2 separate regions of the Homo sapiens genome follow, and region 2 is linked to region 1. Evidence: chromatin loops called from intact Hi-C (ENCODE). Cell type or tissue: prostate gland. All regions are shown on one strand. Region 1 holds the start of GAS2L1 (growth arrest specific 2 like 1). Region 2 overlaps AP1B1 (adaptor related protein complex 1 subunit beta 1).

Region 1 (8,000 bases):
GCCGGGAGCCCCGGCGCTCACTCCCAGGGACTGGGCTAGCAGGGCGGGGACTGGTGGTGGGCGACACCCTCTGTGGAGAAAAGGTGCAGACCCTCGGCTGGGGTGGGCGATGAGCTGCGGGGAGAGAGGACAGGCAGCATGTGAGGGACAGAGCCACAGAAGCAAGTCCCCTGCCCGTCCAGCCCCAGCCCCACCCTGGCACTGACCAGTGGAGGAGCAGCGGCACGGGTCGTGCTTGTCCAGGTAATGCTCCAGCGTGTCCCAGCCACCACCCACTCGCACCATCACGTGGCTCCTCAGCACCTGCAGGTGTGGGCAGGTCACGGCTGTGCCCCGGGCGCCCCGCAGCCCACCACCTTGGCTGCTGCCCGCTGGGGCGGCCCCAGGCCCTTACCCGCACAAAGATGAGCAGGCTCGAGTCCCCCACACGGTACTTCCCCTCTGAGACCTTGATCATGGGAAACTGGTCAGGGCAGGTGCAGCGGCCCAGAATCTCCCTCACCTGAGGCCAGAGAGAGAGGGTAGGGGTCAGAGGTCAAGTCCTCCTCCTGGGGCTTAATGTCAGCCATTCCAGGGTCAGGAGGAAGTCAGGCTTTCCGGGTAAGTGGATGGAGGCAGTGTTGCCCCGGATGGGGTACAGCTTCCACACGTGACCTTTCTTTTATTTTTTTTATTTTTTTTTATTTTTTTTTTTTTTTGAGTTGGAGTTTTGCTCTTGTTGCCCAGGCTGGAGTGCAATAGCACGATCTCGTCTCACCGCAACCTCCGCCTTCCAGGTTCAAGCAATTCTCCTGCCTCAGCCTCCTGAGTGGCTGGGATTACAGGCATGCACCACCACTCCCGGCTAATTTTGTATTTTTAGTAGAGATGGGGTTTCTCCATGTTGGTCAGGCTCAGGAGTTCCACCCGCCTCGGCCTCCCAAATTGCTGGATTACAGGTGCGAGCCACCACGCCCGGCCCACACATGACCTTTCACCGGCTCCCCTTTCTTGGCTCTCTGGGTCCAGGGAGCTGCCCAGGATGAGATGATGGGACTGTGGTCAGGCCATGGTCTGAGACCCGGTGACGAACATCCCACAGCCCCTAGACCTGGGGAAGGCCCAGAGCCCGTCCTCACTCCCGCTTCACCCACTTCTCAGACAAGAAGGCTGGGGCCCACAGGAAGGCCAGGCAGGCTACAGGACACAGGTGCAGGGGGCCCCATGCCCCTGGGTGGGCACTGATGTGGAGGCGTACCACAGACACATCGGACACATGCACACACAGACCACTGGCCGGGTGAGCACGCACCACATACAGCCCCCCACCAGAGCCAGAGCGCTGCCAAGCTGGCTATGTGGGCAGCCCTGCCCGCCTCCCCGCCCACAGCGGCAGTGGTGCCGCCAGAGGAAATAAGCAGGTGGGGCCTTGAGTGACCCTGGTCCAGGACAGGGGGTGGGGCCCCAGGCTCTGCCCACTGCCATCCGCTATCTGCCTCCCAGGCAGGCACATTGTAGTCCTGACCTTCTGATAAGAAGGAAACTCTTGGTCCAGCCCTCAGGGGTGGCAGGGGCCACCCAGATCCTGGGAGAGGAGAGACTTGGGGGCAGGGCCCAGCAACGCCTATGCTTAGAGTAGAACGAATCCTGTAATTCCAAACAGGATCCCTGCTCCCAGCAACAGCAGCAACCCAGCTAGGCTTCCCAGGGGTGCCTGGGGAGTGGGGAGACCTGCAGAGCCCCCTGGGGCACCTACTGTGTGCCAGGCACCTTGCCCAGGTTTTTCCATGCCTCGTCTCAACCGAGCATCACAGCACCCGCTCAACCTCGAGCCTCCATGAGGTTGTGGGTACATCTGCCTAAGACTGACTGCAGGGAGGGCACAGAGGAGGCGCCCCGATCATGCGGCCCCCCAGAAGAAGGAATGCACAAGCTCAGTTGAGGCACAGTTAGCACACAAAGTGAGGGAAGATCGTGCCAGGAGCCCGCATCCTGTCCCAGGCCCGGCTGGGCTGCGTCATCTCCCCGGCACCTCCCTCTCTGTGGGCTACCCATTTCCTTGGGGTCAGGTATACATTCCTCGGTTTGGTGCTCAACATGTGCACTCTTTTTGTGGGGCAGACTGTTCTGCAGATAGCAGGGTGGACCCTGGGAGGTTCAGGGACAGATTGCAGGCACTGGCTGTGCTGTCGGGTCCCTGGCACCTGGTGCTGGGGGACTCACCAGCTCGTCGAGGTTGCGCAGGTCGCTGGGTGTCATGCGGGGGCCGCGGGCAGGAGTCCCTGGTGCGGGGGCGGTTTCAGTGGTGTCCTCCCCAGCGGCAGGGGCGTTGGGGGCTGGGGGTGCAGCACGCAGCTCCCGCTCAATCTCCTGCTCAAACTGCACGAGGCGTGGGGCCAGCAGGCCCAGGCGTGCCCCACGCCGCGCCACCTCCAGCAGGCACAGCACCACGCTCTTCTCGTTCTTGCGCAGCACCAGGTCCTCAGTCTCAAACATGAGCACCTCCGGCACACCCAGCTCCACGCGGCACCAGCCGATGAAGGTGGCCACGTTGTCGCGCGCCATGAAGGAGCCAGGCACTACACTGTGCGCCTGGAAGGCCACACCTCGGGCCGGGCGGGCGGCTGCCAATGCACGGGCAGCCTCGGTCACGGCGTTGGCATGTTGGCACAGGGTCGTGCCCGTGGCCAGCCCTGTCAGGAAGCCATCGCCACCACCCGGGAGACCCAGGCCGTACAAGGCATTGAGCCACTCGGCCAGGTCCTCCTTCATGGCCTCCACGTAGGCCTCACTGGAGCGAAATGGCCGCACGCTCTTGGCCGCCGAGCCCGCGATGCCCGCCACTGGGTCTGCCATGCCCGGACCGGCCGAGTCACTGTGGGCAGGAACACAGTTCAGGATCGCTGTGGGGACCCAGTAAGCGCTCAGTACAAATTAAGCTGCTGGCCACCTGCACCAGTCTGTCACTCAGGCCAAATGCCTGGTTTACATGTTGGCTCTGGGAAATGTCGGTGCCCCAAGTTTCCTCATCTGCGAAATGGGTACAGTAACATTCCCTGCCTCATAGGACTCTATGGGATAATTTTTATAAATTTAGGGTCCATTAAGTGTTTGCTGTGTGGCTTTTTGCGGTGGAAACTGGGGCTTGGCTGGGGCCTCCCTCTCAGGCAGGGAGGCGCGCCCATTGTGAAGGGCTGGGACCTAGAGAAGTGAAGACAACGGCTAAGGCCCCCAGTGGACACGAAAGGAACCCAGGTCCTGACCTCAGAGTGGGTTATGTGCATGGCTTAGGGCTGGTGCCCACCCCATGTCCTGCGGGAAGGTCCCCGTGCCTTCCTTGGCCCCCCTTCCATAAGGGCTGTGCCGTCATTAACGACATAGCAGCAGCAATAGTGTAACAGCACGACCGCGCTCGGGCTCAGCGCGCGGAGGCATTATCTCCATTTTATAGATGAGGAAACTGAGGCGCAGAAAGGGTCGAGCTCGTGAAGGTCGCAGAGCTGTGGGTGGAGGAGCCCGGCGTCCAGGCGGCGCAGCGTGGCCGGTCTCGGCGATCCGGGGCCAGGGCCAGGCCCCGCCTCCTCCAAGAAGCCTCCCCAGCGCTCCAGGCCGGTGCCTGCGGGGCCAGGACTCAGAGCGGCCTCCGCAGGCCCTGCCGGTGCTGGGGCTCTGGGCCCAGAGAGGGTGCGGGGCCGCCCAAGGTCACACAGCCCCGGGGAACAGAGGCCGAGGACGCCGCTTCCCGCCCCGCCTCCCCACCCCCGTCCATGCGCACCAGGCAGGGAGTGCTGGGGGTCTCCGCGCTCACCTGGCTCATCCCGCGGCCCCGGGGAGCATTGCCCCAGCGGGGGCCGGAGCCGGGCCGGGCCGCCGCAGGGAGGCGCCGCCCGAGCCGCAGCTCTATGCGTCCCGCGCCGCGGCCTCCTCCTCGCCGCCGTCTCCGCCCCGCCTCCCTGGAATTCGGATCCTGCCCGGAGGGGGCGGGCGGGGCCGCGCGCTCTTAAAGGGGCCGCCCCTTCCCCGAGCCGGCGGGAGCTGGGGTGGAGCTGGGGTCTCCCCCCGCCCGCGATCGGGCCAGGAATCCCGGGTCTTCGAGCGCTCTCGACGCAGAGAGCCCCAGGGCCCCCAGACAACTGCGACCGGCCCAGGCGCCCAACCCCCACCCAGCCTAGTACCCGGGGCCCCGTCCAACCTCTTTGGTCTCCTGGGGAGGAGGTTGGGACCTTTTAATCGCCCCCCTCCCCAGACGGTGGGCTCCCCGGGCTGGCGCACAGCACGGCCTGTTCCCAAGATGAAGGCAGGAAGCGATAGCGGCTGGAGGCTGCAAAGTCACCTCCTCCCGGGTGGACCTCCCCTGGCCAGATAAACGGCACCGCCGCGGGGAGGGGGAGGATGCCCCTGGCGACTGAGGGCTCCTTGTGCTCACTGAATGCTCATTTTTGACCCTGAAATGAGGGGAACCGGTTTTACAGATGAGGATACTGAAGCTCAGAGAAGTAGGCAGATGGCCAAAGCCGGAGTTCCGCACAGAACAGGGGACGGGGGGCATCGGAGGCCGGCCGGACGCGGGAGGGTTAAGCCCCGCTGGGCTCTTTTTAAACTGCAGAGGACGGACCGCCGGGATCAGCGGGAAATCCTGCCCCCTGCTGCTGCCGGCTGGGCTGGGCGGGACGTCGGGCGGGTCTGGGCGGCAGCCATGCTACACGGGTGGGGCAGGCCTGCAGGGAAGCCGCCAACCACAGCCAGGCTCAGAGCTCCAATAAATCTCCTACTGTGTGCTGCCAGGACTGCTCTGCGCCCTTGACCTGAATGAACTGGTGTGTCACCTCTGTGAAGGACACTCATGCCCAACTGGGGCACAGTCAGGAGAGCAGCTGGTGGAGCCAGGATTTGAACATGACGATTATGGGGACGCCCTCATCCACGGATCAGCAGCATTGGTTGAGCACCTGTGAGCCAGGCCTCTTGGTGCCAGGCATTCACAGGCATCCCAGAGAGTCCTTGTGACCTTTTCTTTTTTATTTTCTTCCTTTTTTTTTTTTTTTTTTTTTTTGTCTCGCTCTGTCGCTCAGGCTGGAGTACAGTGGCTGGATCTGGGCTCATTGCAACCTCTACCTCCGGGGTTCAAGCGATTCTCCTGCCTCAGCCTCCCGAGTAGCTGGGATTACTGATACCTGCCACCACGCCCGGCTTTTTGTATTTTTAGTAGAGACAAGTTCACCATGTTGGCCAGGTTGGTCTCGAACTCCTGACCTAAGGTGATCTGCCCGCCTCCACCTCCCAAAGGGCTGGGATTACAGGTGTGAGCCACTTGCCTGGCCTGTGTGACCTTTTCAAAGGCGTTTTCTCACCTCAGCGCCCCCCATGGCACTTCCTCCAGTGAGGAAGGCAGTAACTAGCAATCCTCAAGGCTGACACCTGCGTGGCACCTACTGTGTGCTGGGTCTCTTTGGGCACTGGAAATCAACAGCAAAACAGCAGGGAACCAAGCAGAGCCAGCTCTCAGGGCCTGTTGTCCAAGTCTGGCAGGGAGGCAGCCCCAGGGCAGAGACAGGGATGAGGTGCAGAGAAGACAGGGATGGAGCCGGGTGAGGGTGTGGGTGTGAGGGGGCTGCAATTTAAAATCCCTCATCAGGAAAGGAAGTGAGGGAGGAAGGTCGGGGATATCTGGAGAGGGAGAGGGAACGGCCAGTGCAAAGGCCCCATGGTGGGCATGTGTCCGGCGTGCTCAAGAAGACTGGGGAGGTGGCTGAGGCTGGAGTGCAGGGAGGTGGGTGAGGGAGGAGGTAGAGAGATTAGAGAGACCCCAGGGCCGGTTAAGCAGGGCCTTGGGGGCCGTGTCTCTTTTGAGGGACATGGGAGCCATGCAGTGATTTAGAGCAGGGGTGGTTGGCTTAGGTCTTAACATTCCCGGCCGGGCGCGGCGGCTCACGCCTGTAATCCCAGCACTTTGAGAGGCCGAGGCGTGCGGATCACGAGATCGGGAAATCGAGACCATCCTGGCTAACATGGTGAAACCCTGTCTCTACTAAAAAAATACAAAAAAATTAGCCAGGCGTGGTGGCGGGCACCTGTAGTCCCAGCTACTTGGCAGGCTGAGGCAGGAGAAGGAGAATGGTGTGAACCTGGGAGGCGGAGCTTGCAGTGAGCCCAGATCGTGCCACTGCACTCCAGCCTGGGCGACAGAGCGAGACTCCGTCTCAAAAAAAAAAAAACATTCCCTGGGGCTGCTGTGGTGGGCCAGGGCAGGAGCTGGAGCCTCAGAGGAAACCAGGTGGTGAGAGGGCGCTGGATTCTGGCCATATTGTGAGGGGAGAGCTGATGTGCTGGTGGATTGGTTGAGTGTGAGGACGGAATCCAGGACAACTCCCAGGGCTGAGCACTGGGAGGGCGGAGGTGCTAACACCTGGGGAGGGAAGGGCTGCTGGAGGTGGAGGAGGGTTGCAGGTTTGGGGTGGGGGTGAATCAGGGTGTGGACATTTAACAGTTTCATCTTCAAAATACCCCGATGAGCTATGATACTCTTAGGTGTTCTCATTTTACAATTTGGGGAAACTGAGGCCCAGAGAAGGCATGGGATATGTGTAGCCAGCAGCTGTGCAGGAATTTGACTCCTGCTTATACCTACCTTGCTGCATTTTGGGGTTTTGGACATGGGTGAAGTTGGACGGAACCCAGGCTCTGTCATTGGTCATTGGGTGGGATGGTGAAGCTCCCTGAGCCTCAGTGGCACCATCTGCAGAATGGGACAGTAGTAGTAGTTACATCATGGGGTTGTGAAAAATAATGCCACTACCCAGCTCAGTGTGGCCTGGCTCAGCATATCCACTTCTCTGGGGAGGAGGGATTATAAAGAAATTCCTTCTGCTGGGCGCAGTAGCTCACGCCTGTAATCCCGGCACTTTGGGAGGCCGAGGCGGGTGGATCATGAGGTCGGGAGATCGAGACCATCCTGGTTAACACGGTGAAACCCCGTCTCCACTAAAAATACAAAAAATTCTCTGGGTGTGGTGGCGGGTGCCTGTAGTCCCAGCTACTCTGGAGGCTGAGGCAGGAGAATGGCGTGAGCCCGAGAGGCGGAGCTTGCAGTGAGCAGAGATCAGAGATTGCGCCACTGCACTCCAGTCTGGGCGACAGAGCGAGACTCCGTCACACACACACACACACACACACACACACACACACACACACACACACGAGATTCCTTCCTCCTTCTCTCCCATGAGCTGTGGCTTGTGATAAGAGGCCTGTTCTAGACCACAGCCTCCCACCTGATTCTAGGACATGTAGCTGCTATGATGCAGACCTCACTGGGGGGTCAGACCCCTGGCCCAGGGCATGGTAGACCGTAGCTTTGACCCCCTCTGTCGTGTGGTGGCCCAGGGCCTGTGGGGCCACCTCTGGGAAAGCCTCAGCCTCTACATGGTCTCCCTTGTTCCTTGCAGGACCAAGAGAAACCACAGAAACTGCTGGAGGGACAGGAGGTTTGGGCTATAGAGACCCTGAGCCCATCTGCACGGACCCTTGAGGCCACCCACCTCTATGCACAGAATGCTGTGGCTCCCATGTGGGCTCCTTCTGGCCTTTGGCCAGAGGGCACATAGCCAGTTTCTTGCGCCCACTGCTGGGTGCCAGCCAGCAGCCTGCTTGGCCTTGGTTGCAGCTAGAGGTCAGATGATGGCTGTGGCAAAACTCTCATTGTGGCCTACATCCCTGCTACCGGGCAGCTCCAGGAAGCTCTGGCACTGGTTGGATTAGAACTCCAAATTCTCCAGTCTGGACTGAGGCTCTGAGCACAGCCCAGGCTAAGTGAGGGACTCGCAGGAGGCTTCCGGCTGCTGTGTCCAGGTGTGGGCTCAGCTCCAAGGACACCTGCTGGTCAGCTCCTGCTCTGGCTGTGGGACAGGTGACCCTGAGCTGCCTCCAGTGCCCTTCACAAGAGAGACGCAAAACTGGAAAACCCAAGTGGGCTCTTTCCAACCTGCCTGCATCACACTGTCCTCACTGCCGGCCCTGCGCCC
Region 2 (8,000 bases), 53 kb before region 1:
GATCTCACTTTGTGTCCCCCAGGCTGGAGTGTAGTGGTGTCATGGCTCACGGCAACCTCGATCTCTGGGCTCAAACGATTCTTCAGCCTCAGCCTCCAGAGTAGCTGGCACGGCAGGCACATGCCACCACACCCGGCTAATTAAAAAAAATTATTTTGTAGAAACGAGGTCTCACTATGTTACCCAGGCTGATCTCAAACTCCTGAGCTCAAGTAATCCTCAGCCTCTTTTTTTTTTTTTGAGATGGAGTCTTGGCCCTGTCGCCAGGCTGGAGTGCAGTGGCGCCATCTTGCCTCACTGCAACCTCCACCTCCCGGATTCAAGCAATTCCCCTGCCTCAGCCTCCCGAGTAGCTGGGATTACAGGCACGCGCCACTATGCCCGGCTAATTTTTTGTATTTTAATAGAGACAAGGTTTCACTATGTTGGCCAGGATGGTCTTGATCTTCTGACCTCGTGATCCGCCTGCCTCGGACTCCCAAAGTGCTGGGATTACAGGCATGAGCCACTGTGCTGGCCAATCCTCAGCATTTTAAAGTGCTGGGATTACAGGTATGAGCGACTGCACCCGGCCTACAAGTTTCCATCTTGTTAATTCCTGTCCTAACAGTCATCCCTCACTGTTGCCTGGCCCACCTGAGGCCAGGCGCCTGAAGCTTCCCTCAGCCAACAGCATAGGATGTCTTACGTGCCTCCCTCCGGTTCTTTTGGAAGTTAGATACTGGGAATTGTCCCCTGCCAGGGTAGGGAGGGATCACTCATGCTTGCCTCCTTTCCTTAGGGGAGATCTTCGAGCTGAAGGCAGAGCTCAACAGTGACAAGAAGGAGAAGAAGAAGGAGGCAGTGAAGAAAGTGATTGCATCGATGACCGTGGGCAAAGATGTCAGGTGTGCAGGAGTAGGCCTGGTGGCAGCTAGAAGCTGGCTGACAGGGGAGGGTTTATAGCTTGGGTCCACTTCAGTCTCTCCTTTAGGGTGTCTAGGGACCCATGTCTCCCCTCATACAGCTCCCTTCATAAAACTTTCTTCCCAATAGAAGGTTTTGTTTACACAGGAATCATGAGCCCAGACACTGACAGGTCAGGTGGTTATGGAGTGAGTTAACTGGAGTAGGTGGGAAAGGCAGCAGGCAATGGAGTGGGTGTGGCATGAACCCTCTCAGAAACTCCAGAGGATCAGTACTGGCTGGGGAAGAGGACCCAGTGTGGCCAGGTCTTCTGGTTTTTAAAAGAATGGGAAATCTGGGCCAGGCGCGGTGGCTCACGCCTGTAATCCTAGCACTTGGGGAGGCCCAGGCGGGCGGATCTCGAGGTCAGGAGTTCGACACCAGCCTGGCCAATATGGTGATATCCTGTCTCTACTAAAAATACAAAAAGTAGCCGGGCATGGTGGCGCATGCCTGTAGTCTCAGCTACTCGGGAGGCTGAGGCAGGAGAATTGCTTGAACCTGGGAGACACAGGGTGCATTCAGCTGAGATTGTGCCACTGCAGTCCAGCCCAGGTGACAGAGCGAGACTCAGTCTCAAAAAAAAAAAAAGAAGAATGGGAAATCTGGATTTTTCATTTTAAATCTCCCTGTCTTAAGTGGCCAGATGATATTAAACAAACACTGTGTGGTGCAAGTAAAACACACGTGCAGATTGGATTTCTCTAATTTGTCACCGGTGTGCAGCCTCTGTCGCACCTGATGGCTAAAGCCGGTTGTGTGTAGAGCGGCTGCCGCACCTTGGCTCATGCTTCCCCTGTGGGAGCGCCCAGTGACCCAGCTTGTCTTCCCATCTTTAAAAACCCATTCGAGGCCGGATGTGGTGGCTCACACCTGTAATCCTAGCACTTTGGGAGGCCGAGGCGGGTGGATCACGAGGTCAGGAGTTCAAGACCAGCCTGGCCAACATGGTGAAACCCCGTCTCTACTAAAAATACAAAAATTAGCCAAGCGTGGTGGTGGGCACCTGTAATCCCAGCTACTTGGGAGGCTGAGGCAGAGAATTGCTGGAACCTGGGAGGCAGAGGCTGCAGTGAGCCAAGATCACGCCACTGCACTCCAGCCTGGGCAACAGAGCAAGACTCCATCTCAAAAAAAAAAAACATTCAAGGTCTGCCTTCCCTGTGTTTCCTTCCCTGATCACCCCAGCCCACTACCTCAAACTCAAAGCATTTGCTGTCTGTTCCCATCACCCAGCACTAAATGGAAACTGTTCTCTTGTTATGTGTACTTGTGTTTACCTGCTCACCAGATTGTAAAATCTCAAAGGCAGAGACTGGATTTTAAAACAGCTTGATATTTGCACAGTATTTGAGAGTCTGCACAGAACATTTTGAGATTTGTTTTCTCAGTAGTTCCTTACAATTCCCATATTGTAGGTAATGACAGTTTTACTGCCAAAGAAATAAAAACATAAAGTGACTGCCTAAGAGTCACATGGTTTATGGCAGAACTAGGACTCAAGCCCAGTTCTTCTGAAATCCAAATCCAGGCCACTTTCACCCATGCCCTCGTGGTGCCCAGCCCTGTGCCTCATAACCCGGGTGCTGAGGTGGAGCAGCTCCCATCCAGGTCCCAAGATAGGCTCCCACTGCTCCAGACGTCCCCATGGATCGCCCCCCAAGCAAAGGACCTCCTGCCAGCAGCTCCGGGAAGGGGCTCTGCAGAGAGCCCTTTGGAAGCCAGAGCAGAAAGGAAACAGGTACCTGCTGGACAACTGGGCCTCCTTCCAAGTCAGATTCCTTCCAGGACAAAGCTGCTCTCCTTCACCCAGCACACCACTGTCACCTCCTCACAGAGGAGAAACATCTTTGTTCTTCCATCTCAAAAGAGCTGGCTTTGCTGATATGATAAGCCCCAAAGAGCGAGTCGGCCTCATCAGCAGTTTTTCCTCCTCCCTCCTCCCCATTCTTCCTGGTGCATCATCTTCCAAGGTGACACATAAATTTTGGCTTTGGCAGGACTCCTGCCTGTTGGGGATCAGGAAGTTCACTTTGACCTCCTAAGTCTCTATGTTGACACGTCCTTTCCTATAAACACATAAGAATTGAGAGGGGATATGATGATTTCAGAGATAGAAAATTGATCTCTAACCAAATTTCACATCTTAAGAAGGCCTGTGACTCTGGGACCACGGGTACCATGTTGAGAAGGGTTCCACCCAGTGGTCATGAGCACGGACCTTGTTCTCAGACCTGATTCCTCCAGGCAGGTTATTTGACATTTATGAACCTCAGTGTTCTCTGAAATGGGGATCATCCCCTGACTTCTGAGGGCAGTTAAATGAGATCAAGCATGTAAAGCTCTTAGCACCAAGCCTGGTGTATGGTGTGTGCTCCATGCATGCTGTGCTGGTTCTTACCGGGTGCCAGAGCTTGTGGAGAAAGCAGCATGAGCCATCCTGCTTCCCTGCGACCCTCCAGAACCAGCAGCCCAATGTAAGGGGCCACATTAAGTATCAGAGAGGGAGAAAGGATCATTTTCATTTACTCAGCATCTCCCAGATATCAAGGACCAGATACCTAAGTATGTTGTCTCATTCAGTTATCATAAAGGCCCTGTGAAGTGAGTTTCTGTTGCGTCTTTCTTGGAAGTTAGAAAATTGAGACTCAGGGCGAGGGGGCAGGTGACAAAGGAATTTCTCCAATGTCATATAGCTAGCAAGAGGCAGTGGTGGGTTTGATGGGCTCCAGAACTCATGTTTGAACTATATGAAAAGAATCAAGGACTTTCCTGCTTTTAAAATTACCCTTTGGGATTCCCTTTCTATCAATAGGTGTTGATTGTTAACAGCAGACCTGAAACCCTCCCTTTTACCAGGAAGTCCAGTGTGTCTCTCCTTTCTCTCCTACCCACTGTCCTCTCACCCACTAGTTAGCAGCCTGAAAATCTTCCTCTTCCTTTGTTCAGCCTTTCCCATGCTGACACCATTTTGACCTTCCAGTGCCCTCTTCCCCGATGTGGTCAACTGCATGCAGACGGACAACCTGGAGCTGAAGAAGCTAGTATACCTCTACTTGATGAATTACGCCAAGAGTCAGCCTGACATGGCCATTATGGCCGTCAACACCTTTGTGAAGGTGAGCAGACGCTTGGTGGGCGTGGGGACATTGGGTGCTTAAGGCTCTGTCTCCCCTCAGTCTCTTTGGGGCGGGGCCCTGTGGCACTGGATGGAGTCCAGACCTTCAGACTGCCCGCGCCCGCCCAGCCTGCAGGCCTCTTCCTCCAGCAGAGGGCTCCCACTCTCCAGAAAATCAGATGCTAAGGACCCTGCGTAACTCATCCTGTGTGAGGTCCTGCCAGGCCTGTTGATCCCCTCACTGCCCTGATTGGACCCTGCCCTGCATGCTTTGCTAGGGCAGGAATCAGCAGGTGCCCGAGAGCTTCTCTGTTGCCCTTACAGACTGCTGCTTTCTCCATTTTCTGTCCTTCAGATTAAATTGTCAGCTCTGTGCACCTATATTTTAATTTTATTTTCTCCTAATGTTCAGTACCTCTGAATTTGTATACCTTTAGAACCTTAGCTCCCCTGAGTCCTGTCCGTGCTCGGATATGGGGAAATGAGGCTTCTGTGGCCCAGTGGAAAGACCGAGGGCTGTGATGCTAGGTGGATGTGGGTTTGAATCACGGCTCTGCTCTGTGGCTTCAGATGAGCTCCTAGCCTTTCTGAGAGCCTCAGTTTCATCATCTATAAAATGGGACCCGTATTGTATTTCTACTGTGAGGATCAGAGGAGATGGTGTGCAGAGCTGGCATGGGTGCTGGTTATATAGCATTTACTTTTGCTGTTGTTGGCTGTAGTTGGTGAAGATCCACAGCAGCCATCTGATGTCGCTCAGCCTAGCAGGGCTCAGAGCTGCAGGCCAGGGAGAATATGAAGCCACAGATGGCTCATCCCACCCCTGCCCTGGCCGATGGCTGGTTCCCCCCAGGACTGTGAGGACCCCAACCCCCTCATCCGAGCCCTGGCAGTGCGGACCATGGGCTGCATCCGCGTTGACAAGATCACAGAGTACCTGTGCGAGCCACTCCGGAAGTGCCTGAAGGACGAGGATCCATATGTGCGCAAGACAGCAGCTGTGTGCGTGGCCAAGCTCCACGACATCAACGCCCAGCTGGTGGAGGACCAGGGCTTCCTGGACACCCTTAAAGACCTCATCTCCGACTCTAACCCCATGGTAAGCCACTGCCACCCACCGTGCTACCTCCACCACCTCCTGGGTTGCTTGGGAAGACATTGGCTTGACTCTTCACCAGGCAGTCCTGAGTACCTAGAAGTCGGAGCCTGGCTGGGGGTGCCAGTTGTTCTTGTGCCTTTTGGTGGTTCAGGCACCCTCTCTGGAGGGAGCTAGACCTAGATTCCCTTCTCCTCACCCTCTGACTAGCTGCGCAACCTGGGGCAAGCTGCCTAGGCTCTCTTTTCTTCATCAGTGAGATGGATCTCATTCTACGTGGCTGGCAGGAGTGCTGTGAAGGTGACGTGCCTGGGATGGCCTGGTAACGGTGCACCATCAATACTAGTGCCCTCCTTCCCCTTCTAGTCACTGTTATTGTTGCTGTCTTCTCACCAAGCCAATATGCTGCATGTGTGGTGCTTTTCCCTTCCCCCATCTTTGTTGGGTTGTAGAGGGTCACCCTTGAAGTAGCATAGCCTGGAAGACAGGACATCAGGATGTAGCTGGATGTGGAACCCCACAGTCCCCTTACCCACAATGGTGGCAGCAGTTTGGAGGGCAGTTTGGCAGGGCCTGTTTAAAATGAATGCACAAACCCAGCCATTCCCCACTCTGAGCAGAAACACTGAGCAACTGCCATACACAGTACTGAGCGGCCAGTACAGGGATGGGTACTGGAGCACTGGATGGTTCACAGAGAAAAGTTGGAAACAATGCAGAACACCCTTAAAAACAGCTGCCTGGGCCGGGTGCAGTGGCTCACGCCTGTAATCCCAGCACTTTGGGAGGCTGAGGTGGGTGGATTACGAGGTCAGGAGATTGAGACCATCCTGGCCAACATGGTGAAACCCCATCTCTACTCAAAATACAAAAATTAGCCGGGTGTGGTGGCATGTGCCTGTAATCCCAGCTACTCAGGAGGCTGAAGCAGGAGAATCACTTGTACCCAGGAAGTCGGAGGTTGCAGTGAGCTAAGACTGCGTCACTGTACTCCAGCCTGGCGACAGAGCTAGACTCCGTCTCAAAAAAAAAAAAAAAAACAGCTGCCTGAGGCCGCGCGCAGTGGCTCATACAGGATTACATGCCTGTAATCCCAGCTATTTGGGAGGCTGAGGCGGGTGGATCACCTGAGGTCAGGAATTCAAGACCAGCCTGGCCAACATAGTGAAACCCTGTCTCTACTAAAAATATAAAAATTAGCTGGGCATGGTGGTGCGTGCCTGTAATCTCAGCTACCTGGGAGGCTGAGGCAGGAGGATTGCTTGAGCCCAGGAGGCAGAGGTTGCAGTAAGCCAAGATTGCACCACTACACTCCAGACTGGGCAACACAGTGAGACTCAATCTCAAAAACAACAAAAACAAGCTATGTGCAGTGGCTCACGCCTATAATCCTAGCACTTTGGGAGGTTGAGGTGGGAGGATCACCTGAGGTCAGGAGTCTGAGACTAGCCTGGCCAACATGGCGAAACCCCATCTCTACTAAAAATACAAAAATCAGCTGAGTGTGGTGGTGCATGCCTGTAATCAGTCCCAGCTACTCGGGAGGCTGAGGCATGAGAATCACTTGAACCCAAGAGGTGGAGGTTGCAGTGAGCTGAGATCACACCACTGCACTGCAACCTGGGCGACAGAGCACAACTCCATCTCAAAAAAAAAAAACAAAAAACAAAAAAAAACACCTTCCTAGTGGAAATGGATTGAGGGCCTGGAGCTTCACCTGGCAAGCCCCCATCCACTCCCAGTAGCCTCGAGGAGCTCTGCAGGAATCCCCTAGCTCTGAGAAGCACAGCTGACAAGCATTGAAGTGAGGTGCTGTTGCTGGTAGACAGGCGCTGCTGTGTTAGGAAGCTGAGAATGCTTTCTGTGGCTAAGCCCTTGGAGCTAGGTCTTTCTTGTTTTTCTAAATGGCAGGCACACTTGTTTTGTTCCAGTTTGCAGAGGAGTCAGCAGGGTGAGTGCTTGGAGTGGGTCTCGTTGCAGCTCCAGACCCTGCCCATTGGGTCATATTCCTTTCAGGATATTTGACCTCTGACCAGCCAGCATCATTAATGCACTGCCCCCTGGCCTGTGAGCAGCACCCCCAGCCTCTGCCCCTCCCACCCTCTCAACCAGGTGGTGGCCAATGCAGTGGCAGCGCTCTCAGAAATTGCCGAGTCTCACCCCAGCAGCAACCTGCTCGATCTGAACCCACAGTCCATCAACAAGCTGCTGACAGCCCTCAATGAGTGCACCGAGTGGGGCCAGATCTTCATCCTGGACTGCCTCGCCAACTATATGCCCAAGGACGACCGCGAGGCCCAGAGGTGAGCGGGCTGCCCGTTGCTTGCCAGCCCAGCTTGAGGACCCTGGTCCTCAGGGGCTCCAACCAGGCACTGGGCCTTGGGCCTTAGTGGGCCCCTTTCTAGTGCTTTGCCCCATAACCCACCCTCAGACACACCTAAAGGGAGGCCTGCCTGCTTCCCACCTCTCCAGAGCCAGGTAGACAGGAGAGTTGCCTTGGGCAGCTATGGGCATACGCATGGCCTGGCCTTGGAGCTGGCAGAAGCCCAGGGCACCTCTTTTGAGTTCAATAGGTGGGTAGCGCCAGAGCCACTGCTCATTGAATTCTCACTGGGTGTCTGGGGCTCTGCCGGGTGCTTTCCACACTTTAGAGTCTTTAATGCAACTTTTATCATCATCCCCCACTTTCCAGATGAGGGAGCTCCAGCTTAGAGAGGTGGAGGGAATAGTGCAGGTCCCCTGGCTGGGGCTCACCTGACTCATGGTCTTAACCAACAAGATACCCTCCAAGTCGGAGGAAGTGAGGAGTTGCCATCTATACAGTATGTACTACATGCCAGT

Evidence for each region. A loop is a pair of places that touch in the nucleus more often than their neighbours do. Peaks named below come from ENCODE experiments on the same cell type or tissue, not always from the same donor. Only the 100,000 strongest peaks of a DNase experiment are listed, where the experiment ranks them.
Region 2: a loop joins it to region 1, with 5 times the contacts of the local background. A loop is called at or near these places in 51 of 110 quality-filtered maps.

Annotation. Positions count from the first base shown.
Region 1 is chr22:29,302,941-29,310,940 of GRCh38, reverse strand. GAS2L1 (growth arrest specific 2 like 1) reads right to left here and starts at 4,291. Exons shown (of 6, transcript NM_001362985.3): 1 at 3,788-4,291; 2 at 2,203-2,854; 3 at 395-502; 4 at 207-303; 5 at 1-114. The coding sequence starts at 2,835. RefSeq lists silencers at 3,555-3,694, 3,785-3,834, 3,855-4,124 and enhancers at 3,795-4,538, 4,885-4,934, 4,539-5,284, 7,492-7,992. In prostate gland, CTCF peaks have their summits at 3,928 (motif pointing right) and 4,618 (motif pointing left); DNase peaks (open chromatin) are centred at 228, 3,940, 4,289, 4,610 and 1 weaker place; H3K4me3 peaks cover 2,726 bases; H3K27ac peaks cover 4,666 bases.
Region 2 is chr22:29,355,888-29,363,887 of GRCh38, reverse strand. It overlaps AP1B1 (adaptor related protein complex 1 subunit beta 1), which reads left to right. Exons shown (of 23, transcript NM_001127.4): 3 at 782-887; 4 at 3,929-4,064; 5 at 4,917-5,162; 6 at 7,272-7,462. Among named protein-coding and RNA genes, the nearest start is that of SNORD125, 27 kb to the right of the region's middle. In prostate gland, a CTCF peak has its summit at 4,209 (motif pointing right); DNase peaks (open chromatin) are centred at 2,172 and 4,207; H3K27ac peaks cover 5,440 bases.